Linked DNA regions of Homo sapiens: region 2 is linked to region 1. The links are chromatin contacts, found by Hi-C in ENCODE. All regions are on one chromosome and are shown on one strand. Each heading gives the region's core, a stretch centred on a gene start or an enhancer-like site at or near the end of the contact. The rest is flanking DNA. Distances are from core to core; before and after follow the strand shown.

The links. Hi-C counts contacts between places; a loop is a spot of excess contacts on that map. Pooled maps may share reads with other maps.
Region 2: a map of heart right ventricle shows a loop between it and region 1 (6-fold over the local background). The contact joins the promoter of OR9A4 here to the enhancer-like site in region 1. A Hi-C loop is called at or near these places in 3 of 168 maps with a recorded cell type or tissue (Calu3, astrocyte of the cerebellum and heart right ventricle) and 1 of 50 pooled maps.

What each region holds. Positions count from the first base shown.
Region 1 is chr7:141,861,533-141,867,760 of GRCh38, reverse strand. It overlaps the pseudogene OR9A3P. Among named protein-coding and RNA genes, the nearest start is that of PRSS37, 23 kb to the right of the region's middle. Within about 2 kb of position 2,845, at least 2 of the 41 ENCODE cell types and tissues checked have a DNase peak (open chromatin) inside an H3K27ac peak, as active enhancers do.
Region 2 is chr7:141,915,103-141,921,183 of GRCh38, reverse strand. OR9A4 (olfactory receptor family 9 subfamily A member 4) reads right to left here and starts at 4,785. Exons shown (of 2, transcript NM_001001656.3): 1 at 4,548-4,785; 2 at 559-2,338. The coding sequence starts at 2,308. The coding sequence ends at 1,364. RefSeq lists a silencer at 5,728-5,928.

The DNA.
Region 1 (6,228 bases), core at 1,596-4,095:
CTAGGCTCTCTATTCTCTTTCATTAATCTTATATGCCTATCATTTTTCAATACCACACTGTCTTGATATTGTAACGTCACTAAAAGTCTTCCAATTGTGTAATGTAAGTCTTCTTTGTTCTTTTTCAATGTTGTTTGGGCCATTCTATAACTTTTGCGTCTCTTTATAAATTTTAAAATTCTTTTGTTACTATCTGCATGAAAGCTTGCTAAAATTTTGTTACGATTTCCCTGAATCCATGAATGAAATTGGAAACAATTAACATACTAACAATATTATGTCTTCCAATCCATGAAGGAAGAATCCAATTTCGGGGTGATTTAAGGGTTTTCTGCTAAGATGATAAACATATTGTGTTAGATTCATACCCAGTACTTCCCTTTTTTGGAGATATCAAAAATGATATTATTTTATACATTTTAATTCTAATTGTTCATTGTTAGTAATTTCTTTTGCATGTTGACCTTGTCTCTTTCAGCCTTGCTAAAATATATTATTACTTACGGGAGTTTTCTGGTAGAATCTTAGAGGCTTTCTATATAGACAATTATGTCATCAGCTAATCATCAGGAAACAATGTTCACATGGTTATTCATCATACTGCATTCTTTACCATGCTTTCCTGTCTCACTTCATTTTACTTTGCTATAGTAGAAGTGCATCCCCCCACCCACAAATGAACTTTTAGCCCTTAACTCTTGCCTAAAGCTGTGATTTCTAGAGGTCCAGCCTGTCGTCAACCTTTAACCTATCCCAAAATAAATAATAACCTATTTTTTAAATAAATATCAAAATCAGAAATTGAAACTATTAAAATATATAGAGAAGATTAAATCATTTTATTTTAAAGTGAAACGTATATAGAAACACTACACTGAACACATGCATAGCTTAAGAAATTATTTTGCAACCACCCCTTGGATCAATAAATACAACTTTAATAGCAACCGCAGAAGCCCATTCATGTGTCCTATTCTAATTCACTCATCACATCCTCAGAAGTAATGATAATCTTTACCTTTAAGTAATCATTTATTTGTATTCCTTAAAGATTTTATCACTCCAGTTTAAATTATCACACACTATAGAGTCTTCTACTTTTTTTTATTTGATATGTTCTTTACATCGATTCTAATCTTCAGATTCTCTCTACAGCCTTTTCACCTCTTTCCAATCTATTTGTTGAGAAGCTCAGGTGTTTTTATGGTAGAATTCTTAGCATCTCCATTCTCCCAATTCCACCTACATGGTGCAGTTCAATGTGTCTTTCTGTTCTCTACATAGTTTTCTATAAGTTGGTTGGTTCAGAAGCTTAGGTCTGATGAATAAAAAATATCATCTTTGGAAGGTGATTTTTTTTTAAATATTGTGAACTCATAAATTTAAAAATAGTTGATAGGTTGGAAGCACAACTTCTTTCATCTTTGGCCAGTAGAAGTCTCCTCTAATTGAGTCCTGAGTATTCTAATACAACCCTAGTAATCTTTCACATCTGGTATGATATGAATTTTCAAGTTCATCTTGTGGATTCCCCATCCTAGATGAGGAATCAGTCATTTCTCCAAGAAGCCCTGATTTCTCTTACCAGGAAATTGTATTGCAAGACTACAATATGGGCCTAGGAATGTTCATTGTAATCGAATTGGCCAATGTTGCTAAGTTATGGCAATGAACAGAGCCAGGAGTGAGAGACAGAGAAAGAGAGAGCACACGCACTGAGTCTGCCCATATATAGAGATTTACCTAAGCTCCTCCATATTATATTAAGAAATAGAATATTCCATATTTATTTGAAATAAAGGACACATTTCCTTTGTTTCACATTATACTCACAACCATCCTGGAATACTATCTCCATCAATATGATTACTGAAAATATTTTTTAAAAACTTTTGCACATGCTTTCCCATTATTCTCTTTTTTTAAATAAAATCTATTGTGTTACATCTACTCTGTCAGGGCATGTAAATATTACAATGGACTTTCGTTAAGTCATTTGAATAGAAAAAAACTTTTTAAATGATTACAGAAATATATATCATAAAAGTAATAATTAACCAGACAAAGGCAAAATGAATACCTCTATATGACAGAAGATTTCATTAAGATGCAAAGAGTAAAAACAAAACAGATTGGACAAAGATAATTTCAACACACATAGGATAATTAAAAGAAGCCCCCACAATATCCCAACAATATATAGTCTTACAAAAGCACTGAAGGTCTGGGAATGAGAGAAATGTGAAGCTCCATCTCTTCTCCCTTATTATTCTCCCAGTACCACTACTCAGCTCTGCAGAAACATTACAAAGTATCTAGAGTTACTAAAGATTCTTCTGTCAAAATATGTCCTTTGTTACCATCAGATATTTGGATAAGCAAGCACACTTTCCTTGGCAATTAGAAGCAGAATGATGTCTTTTATTTTTGAGTTGGTAACACATTATTATGAAGTAGCAGTGAAAGCAATGTACACAGCTGTATCATAAACAGCCTCCCTCACCGACTATTCCCATGAATGCCATTCCCACCAACACATCCCCAAGATAACTGATTTCCTGGTTTCCCTCCTAGGCATTTCTTCATGCAACTATACCCAAATAGAAATATAAACAGAGTTTTGCTTTGTTCTTACAAAAAGGAAACACATAAAAAAATTGGTCTACTCTTTGCTTTTCTTTCTCAACTGTGTACCCTGAAGTACTTTCTTGTAATGACAAAGAAAACTTCCTCATTCTTCCTACAGTTATGTAATGTTCAACTGAATGAAAGTGCCATAAATCATATGAGTAGTCACCTTTTGATGTCCATTTAGGTTGCTCCAAACATGTGTAATCACTTGTGTAAGAATGCAGAAGAAATCTGTGTCATGCAATACAGAAATATTAATTGAGAATAGTGGGTATGACAGGAACAAGGGAGACGATGGGGCAACACAGAAACTGAGATATAAGGATTAAGGGAGCTCACTGTGGAGCTAGAAGGTGGCTTGATAAACTTGGTTTTTGTGAGTGAATGAAGGGGGAAAAGGAACAAAGAGATGAATCTGGTACTAACAGAGAGAGAGAGAATAAATGAAATTAATAAAGAAACTGAGCAGGAAGTGGGATAGCAAAGGGAACATGGAGGGTGAATGTACCATGTCAAGATTGAAGAATGTGTGAGACAGAAAAAGGGGCCACAGGCCACCTGTCCCTCTGCCCTCTCTCCAATCCACCCTCAGCCCAAGGACACCGCAAAGCCATCTATCCCTTATCACATCGCCTTCCAGAACATACCTCCATTGCGCTCCCTCATTTGATGTTGGCGACGTTAGGTAAAAAAAAATGTTTCTTTCTAAAACCTTTCATCTATGGCTAAGAAGGTGCACAAATTAGGGTTAAACCTGTATCAAAACACATTCATTCTGAAGATTGCTAAGCAGTCAGTATGGGGGAGTGAGTTCACTGTCACAACTTCCAGTCAGAAAACCCATAGAAAGTTACTATCACCATTGAATATTGGAGGCAGGAACTACATTGAAAGCTTGAGGGTGGACCACAGGTCACTGAGAGACACAATAGTGAGGCTTACACGATGAGAACACACCATGAAACCATAAGGCAATAAAGGGGAAGATAATTCTGGCATCTAGAATCAAATTAGTACAGCAGACATCAGATAAATCACATTTCTTGCTTTTCCCATTCACAGTCTGAGAGTTCTAAAATCTTCATGTATTTCAGATGTTTACACTTGTCATATTTATTTTGGGACATGTATTTATATACATTAAAAAGAATAAATTGATGTATTTATTCTTTTTAATGAAGTCACCCAATAATGAATTGAAGCACTGTCTATGCCCTAAATGTTCTTTGTAGATTACAAACTATTTGATGATGAAAACTGTCATTTTAGATTTAAATTAGTACCTTCAGATTACTGAAGTCCATGATAAGGATTGTCCCCAGGACAGAGCTAAATTCTGAGGAGTTGATAGCAGTGTTTCATGCCATCTCCAAAGGCCTGTATGAATTTGTCATTCCTCAGGGTGAAGATGAAAGGGTTCAGAAAAGGGGTCACCACTAAAACCAGCAGTGACGCTATCCGGTTATACTTGGCTGCCTGTGTTTGCTTGGGTTTCGTGTAGAGAAACAAGCAGCTGCTGTAGCCGATCACAACACAGGTGAAGTGGGAGGCACAAGTGGAAAAGGATTTCCTCCAGCCAGAGGCTAACGGGATCTTGAGGATGGTGGAGATGATGTAGGTGTAGGAGACAATCGTAGGGATCAAAAGAACCAATGATAATGAAAACAGCCATTAGAAAAAGAATAAACTCTGTGAAAAGAGTGTCCTCACAGGATACCTTGAGCAATTGTCCTCAGTCACAGTAAAAATGATCTAACACATTTGATTTGCAGAAAGTAAGCTGAAAAGTGGCATAAACTGGCCAGATTTGAAAAAGGAACCCAAACACCCATGATACAATGACCATCCAGACACATGTGCTGCTGTTCATAATGATGTTGTACCTCAAAGGGTTACACACAGCCACATAATGGTCCACAGCCATCACTCCCATTAATGCCAACTCCGAGGTACCCAAAGAAAGGTATATAGCTGTGCAGCACAGGCTGTCAAAGACATGATCTGGGTGCTTGGAAGCAGCAACCCCCCAGCATAAAAGGGGCAGCGGTGGATGTGATCAGGATCTCCAGGACACAGAGGTGGCCCAGGAAAAAATACATGGGGGACTGCAGATGTTTATCAACACAGACAGTGACGATGATGACCGTGTTTCCCATCACTGTCACTGCGTACAAGAAGAAGAAGTTCACAAAAAGGATACGGCGTACTTCTTGGGAGCCAGGGAAGCCTAAGAGAAAAAATTCAGTGGCGCTAGAGTAATTCCCCAACATTTACTTCTGAGTGCTTTTAACTCATGAAATCTAGAAAACAAAAGAGAGTTAATACGGCTTCTCATCTTAACAGAATTAGAAACTGTTCTGCAATCCCCCTCCTGTTCACAGGCCACACACCATGACTAGAATGGTAGGCATTTGTCTTCTACTATTCCTGTATATGGTCAGTGGCAATTTTTCTAAATATGTACAATGTGTGAGGAAAATTGAGTTGGTCATGAAGATGATCCCAGTCCCCAGTGCCATACCTTAGACATGAGAGCCTATACCCTGCCCAGCATGCACCATTGCACCCCCAATGCTCACTTCACCTGCCTCCCTCTCTGCTCTGAACAGCCAGCAGTCAGCCTCCAGGACCACAGTGTGTTCATTTCTACCACTAACTCCCTTCCACCTGGAAGGTCCTAAACTACTCTGTCTGCCAAGTATTTTCTATCCTGTAAATTCCTGCTCCAGTATCATGTTCTATACAAAAGTTTCCCTGCCAACGCCCCTGAGCTGGTTACTCGATTTCTTTGTTTCATCAGAATGTAGGTTCCATTTACAGGATGTTTATTTTAAAACTTTTGCTTTACCTTCATCATTATTGCTGTGTGTTGGTGAGAGTGAGGGTATGGAAGTCTCCTCCTGAGGAGTATCTGTAAATTTTCAAGGGCAAGGACTGAGGATCTCTCAATCTACTGGTCAGCTGGTTCCCTGCATGGATTACTCCTTTCTTCCTTCCTATCTTGGGGATGAAAGCCTCCCTTACTTTTGTCCTCAGTGAATGTGTCTTCTCACAGAAGGCTGACAAACCACACCTGGCCTGAGTTGAACCTGGCCATCTCTCTCTAAGACTCTGACAACTCTTTTCATCATTGCGAGAGAAGAAAGATTCAGACAGAATATAAAGGAGGAACTTTTATCCTCAGCCTCTCTCTGTCCCACTTTGACCTCATACTCGGACTGGCAAACAAAAGGATTTAGGTCTACAGACCTTGCCTCTAGGAGAGCTCAAAGCCACCAAGTGTGACTTCCAGGTTCAGCCCAGGTCCTAAATATCGAGGCTATGGTCTCATTCTATTAGAAAGGTTGGGATGTATCCTCAATGTTCCTTATATAATCACATTTTTCTCCCAAAATCATACCAGAAATTAAAAAGTCAGCTGTCACTAACGTAAAATAGACCCCATTTCCTGAGTACCTTAGAATTTCTGGGCTTTATCCCTTACTTCCTTCAGGTCTTTGCTTAAGTGTCCAAGTTCAGGGAAACTGTCCTCATCATTCTGTCTAAAAAAACACATACTATCCTTCACTCGCTATCTCCTCACTGAGATCTACTTTT
Region 2 (6,081 bases), core at 3,536-6,035, 51 kb before region 1:
ATGAGTATAAATCATGCTGCTATAAAGACACATGCACACGTATGTTTATTGCGGCACTATTCACAATAGCAAAGACTTGGAACCAACCCAAATGTCCAACAATGATAGACTGGATTAAGAAAATGTGGCACATATACACCATGGAATACTATGCAGCCATAAAAAATGATGAGTTCATATCCTTTGTAGGGACATGGATGAAATTGGAAACCATCATTCTCAGTAAACTATCGCAAGAACAAAAAACCAAACACCGCATATTCTCACTCATAGGTGGGAATTGAACAATGAGATCACATGGACACAGGAAGGGGAATATCACACTCTGGGGACTGTGGTGGGGTCGGGGAAGGGGGGAGGGATAGCATTGGGAGATATACCTAATGCTAGATGACACATTAGTGGGTGCAGCGCACCAGCATGGCACATGTATACATATGTAACTAACCTGCACAATGTGCACATGTACCCTAAAACTTAGAGTATAATAAAAAAAAAAAAAAGAAAAAAAAAAAAGAAAAAAATAGTAAAATAATATTATCTTTTTGCATACCTGGAAAAAAAAAAAGGCTCACAAGGCTCTACATGGTCTGCATTCCAGTTACCACTCTGACTGCCATTGCTTTCTCCTCTGCACACTCCATTTCAGCATCTTTGTTATGCCTTCCCTAGGATCTCTCACTTATTACTCACTATGCCTGGAATGTTCTTTAACAAGTTTCCGAATGTATCACCACCTTACCTCTCTCAATCCTTCCCTGAAAACCTTATTTGAAATTTCAACACTCCTGCAAGAGATATTCCCTTTCATTCCTGTTTCACTTTTCTTCACAATACTTCTTCATGATCTAATATACTATTTTCAAAAGCTTTATTGAAATATAAATCACATTCCATAAAGTTGACTCATTGAAAATGTATAGTTCAATGATTTTTGGTATATTCATAGATATTTACAACCATCATTTCAAAAAGAAAGCCTGTACCCCATAGCTATCACTACCCTATGTCTGCATTCCCCTCAGCCCTAAGCAACCACTAGTCTATTTTCTAGACTATATAGATAGTCTATCTCTGACATTTAATTTTTCAAAGTTTAATTGTGAAATCATCATATCTTAAGAAAGGCAGATGATAGATAGATAGCTAGATAGCAAGACATGTCTTAAAAATAATAGACTGAGTTTCAAGTAACAACTAAGCATACTAAAAACCGTAGCTGTAACTTAAAAGTATTTTGTTGCATGCAAATCATTTGATAATGGCAATAATTATGATGCAGTTCAAAGATGAGCAAGTTCTTTTCAGATTATTCTAGAATCCATACTAAGTGCTTTACCATGTAAAAGTCCTCAGAGCAAGGCTAATTCCTGAATAGTTGACAGCAGCGTTTCACCCCATCCCGAAGGGCCTCTATGACTTTATCATTCCGGAGGGTGAAGATGAAAGGATTGAGGAAAGGAGTTACTACTGAAACCATCAGGGAAACTACCCAATTGTAATCAGCTGCCTGCGTTTGCTTGGGTTTCACGTAGAGAAACAAGCAGCTGCCGTAGCCAATCACAACACAGGTGAAGTGGGAGGCACAAGTGGAGAAGGATTTCCTCCGGCCAGAGGATGACGGGATCTTGAGAATGGTGGAGATGATGTAGGCGTTGGAGACAATTGTAGGGATCAAAGAACCAAAGAGAACAAAAACAGCCATTAAGAAGAGGATAAACTCCGTGAAAAGAGTATTATTGCAGGATAGTTTGAGCAATTGCCCTCGGTCACAAAAAAAATTGTTCACCACATTTGATTTGCAGTAAGTAAGCTGAAACATGACATAGACCGGCCAGATTTGAAAAAGAAACCCAAACACCCATGACACAAGAACCACAAAGTTGCAGGTGTGTCTGTTCATAATGATGTTGTACCTCAGAGGGTTACAGACAGCCACATAACGGTCCACAGCCATTGCTCCAAGTAATGCGAACTCTGTTGTCCCCACAGCAAGGTACAAGAAGAGCTGGACAACACAGGCAGACAAATATATTGTCTGCATCCCAGGGAGCAGCAATCCCCAAAGCATCACGGGGACGATTATGGTTGTGACCAGGATCTCCAGGGCAGAGAGGTGGCCGAGGAAGAAATACATGGGGGACTGCAGACGTTTATCCACACAGACAATCATGATGATGACTGTGTTTCCCATTAATGTCACCAAGTAGAAAAAGAAGAATATAGCAAAAAGGATATGATGTAGTTCTTCAGAGCCAGGGAAGCCAAGGAGATAAAATTCAGTGGCACTAGAGTAATTCATCAACATTTAGTTCTAAGCCCTTGTTCCTTGTGAAATCTAGAGAGCAAAAGAGAGAGAACAACCGCTTATCCTAAAAAGATTAAGGACATTTCAGGTTGAAAAAACATTCCTCTCCTGCTCCTCAACTCCATAACCTGACTCTACTATTTTCTACACGATGTTGATGTCAAATACTTCATGAAGAATATATATCTTTTGAAGATAAATGTATATGTTCAAGAAGATGAAATCCAGTTATGAATACCAAATGGTAAACATGAAAACCCACCCACCCTAGTATGCACTCTTTCTCAATACACTGGACATCTGCCTCCAACTCTGCTCTCACCGGCCACCCTGTCTGCTTCCATGATCACAATGTGTTCACTTACACCAGCACCTCTATCATCTTGGGTGGAACTAAATTGCCTTCTCTGCCTATTATGTCTCCATCTTGCAAATCCTAATGCATCTAAACAATTATAAGAAAGTATTCCTGGCTGGGTGCGGTGGCTCACGCTTGTAATCCCAATACTTTGTGAGGCCAAGGCAGGCGGATCACCAGGTCAGGAGTTTGAGACCAGCTTGACCAACATGGTGAAACCTCGTCTCTACTAAAAATACAAAAATTAGCTGGGCATGTTGGTGCGCGCCTGTAATCCCAGCTACTCAGGAGGCTGAGGCAGGAGAATTGCTTGAGCTGAGATCGCACCACTGCACTCCAGCCTGGGCAACAGAGTGAGACTCCGTCTCAAAAAATAAATAAATAAAGTATTCCTAGCCAATCTCACACAGGCATGGTTACTTTTTTCTTCTGTATCCTCTAAACACAGGCTCCATTTGCATTATGTTCATTTAAAAGTTTTCACTTCAGTTATATTTACCATTTTGGGGGGTGATGTCGGGAAGTGAGGTCTATCCAGGACATTGTCACAAGGTAAGAGCCATTTTAAGACAAAGTATTGAGTTTTTCCCTGACCTCTGGGATACCAGCTCCCTTGAGTGGATTACCCACTTCTTCCTCTTTTATTTTTATAATGAAAGCCATCCCCACCTCTTATCTAAGTGACTGTGTCTCCCCCACGCAGACAGAGTCTGATCAGCTCCCAGTTAACAATTTCTAGCTCTGAGATTTTGATTCCTCTTGTTATGAGATGACAAAGAGGAGGAGGAGAAGTCCAGGAGTGAAGAGGCTGGAACTTTAATTCTCAACTCCCAACACAGCCTCCACCCTAGGGCCAGGAGACAAGAAAACAGCTGTGGTGTGGAGGTAACTTATCCTCTGCATCTCCCAGTTCTCAACACCCCAGTTTCAGCAGAGAGACAAGACCTCCCAATGGGAAGTCTGTGCCTGCATCCAACTTGCCATGGTCTCAGTCTGTTAGAGCAGCTTGGAAGGTCCACAGAGCAGATCTGCTCCTCCGTGACCACCTGTTTTCTCCAGAGTCCTGGGGCAACAAAAAGTGTCAGAAGACACCAAAATGGATCACTCTGAACTCCTTAGAATGTCTGGACTCCTTCCCTTACCACATTCAGGTATTTGCTCAAATGTTTCCTCTTTATGGGCCCCTTCCCACTCAGCTTCTCTAAAACAATACAGGCACACCTTCCTCTCAAACCTGTGTTAGGCTACATTTTTCATACTAATTATCCTCACCAATATCTCCAGTCACATTATACTATTACTTGTTTATTAATTTATCATCAAAATCCAATATTTAATTAAATACTTCATAGGTAGGTCATTTCTCTTTCTCGTTCACTTCATCTCTCTTGTATTACCAGTGCCAAGAACAGAGTCTGACACTAGAACAGAGTATGCACTCTGTATTTTAAATGAATATATCAATGAATAGATTAAAGAAAAAAAATCAGTGAATGAACAAGGACTATACAGCCTGACTCTTCTCTCCATTCATTCTTCTCTGAAGCAACATAAAGTCAACCTGCAATCTCTCTCCCTGGAGCTCCCCTACTATGTGGCAGGCAGATATATGGAAGGAATGGGGAGAAATGAGAGAGCAGGGACTTGGGTAGTGGCAGAGCATTGTGCCTCTCGCCAGCATAGGGCAGAGAAGAAATGATTCTGCCCTCTGCTCTGGAGACAGGCTTTGCTGTAGAGCTCATCCTCTATGCAACTCCCACTGTCCAGTCTTCAGGCTCTAGGTATCCTTGTTCTAGGAGGCAGCCAAGCCCCGGCCCTCCCATCATGATGCTCTCCTACTGTCTACTTCACAGAAAGGAACCCCCTCTGGAAGACACTCACCTCCGGAGAAGCAGCCTGGACTGGAAAGTTCTACTGCTCCCCAGGGACCAGCCCAGGCTATCTCTCGCTCACCTAGTGCTGAGCTATGCTCAGGAGACAGGAACAGCTGCTTCTGTCTCCATTCAGAGTGAAGGATACTGTCCTCATACAGAAGCTTATGCAAAAGTCCAGAAATACGAGTGCTGAGGAGAGAGTCCAACTGTCTCTATCTCTCTCCTTCTCTTTGCTTCCTTCTCTCACTCCCTTATCTGTCTCCAAGGATGAGTATTCACTGAGGAACAATTTGTACAAGTTCAGAGACACACCAGGGATGCTGTCAAGGAAAAGCTGCCAAAAACATTCACCCTTCCCTCCTGAGGTTAATCAAGTTTTAGAACACCGAAAAGTTGTCTAATGGGCAAACTTGAAATCTCCCTCATGAGGAACCTCTCAACACTCCAGGTTGCCTTCCTTCAGGCTCTGAGTTATCACCATGCAACCCAGGCTGTGAATGGTTAGCCCCCTGAACTGCTCCATGCCTCTCCCTGATTCCACGTGGCCCTGTGGAGCCTAAGCTCCCCGCTCGCCATGATGGCCCCACTAGTGACTCCTAGGCACAGAGCAAAATTCTAGAGGCCACCAAATGGAATTTTATCAAAAATTTTCTCTTCATTTCCAAGTATTATGAAGCACGTGTTTCCAGATGATCTCTGCACTCCTATCAGAAATCCTCTGCCCATAGTTATGGGAACCCTGCTAAGTGAGTAATAGACAGGGTCTGCCACCTGCTTCAACCTCATGGACTGTTCATGCTACACCCATTCCACTGTTTGCAACATGCAGACATTCCAACTGTGGCTTCTCAGTCATGGGAACTGTGCTGACAGCTGCCCAGGTGGCTGTGCTGAGTCATGTTATGACAGGTGGAGAACTGTGAAGGAAGGGTGCTGAGAAATGAGGAAGTCCGAGGAGGATGGAACCTTTGTCTGAGAAAGCAAATTACAGATCCAAATTCCCTAAGTCAAGGCATGGTTCGGTTTCTCCAGACATGTTTCCAGGGTTATTAACTATACAGTGGCAGAGTAGAAAATGGAGCAGTAGGAAGGAATGTAAAATAATAAAAACCCCTGGGAAAACATTGGTTTCTTATTAACTTAAATATACATCTACTCTGTGACCTACCAATTCTATTTCTAGGCAGTTGCCTAATACAAATGAAAACATGTCCTCACAAATATTTCTGTTATCATGTTCATTGTATATTTATTATAGCTACTAATGACAGAAAATAAATGCCCATCAACAAGATAATTTGATATTCATATGAGGAAATACTATTCAGCAATGATTCACTACTTGCTAATTCAGTGATCCCAGCGACTTTATAAGACATAACTAACCCCAGTAATGAGAGTCAACTACGTATTTATATAAGGGAATAATGGTCAGGAAAAAAGTAACAAAGTACTGATGTATACAACATAAACAAATTTCAGATACATTACACTGCATAAAATAATCTGACACCAAAATATGCTTAATGTATGGTCCTAAT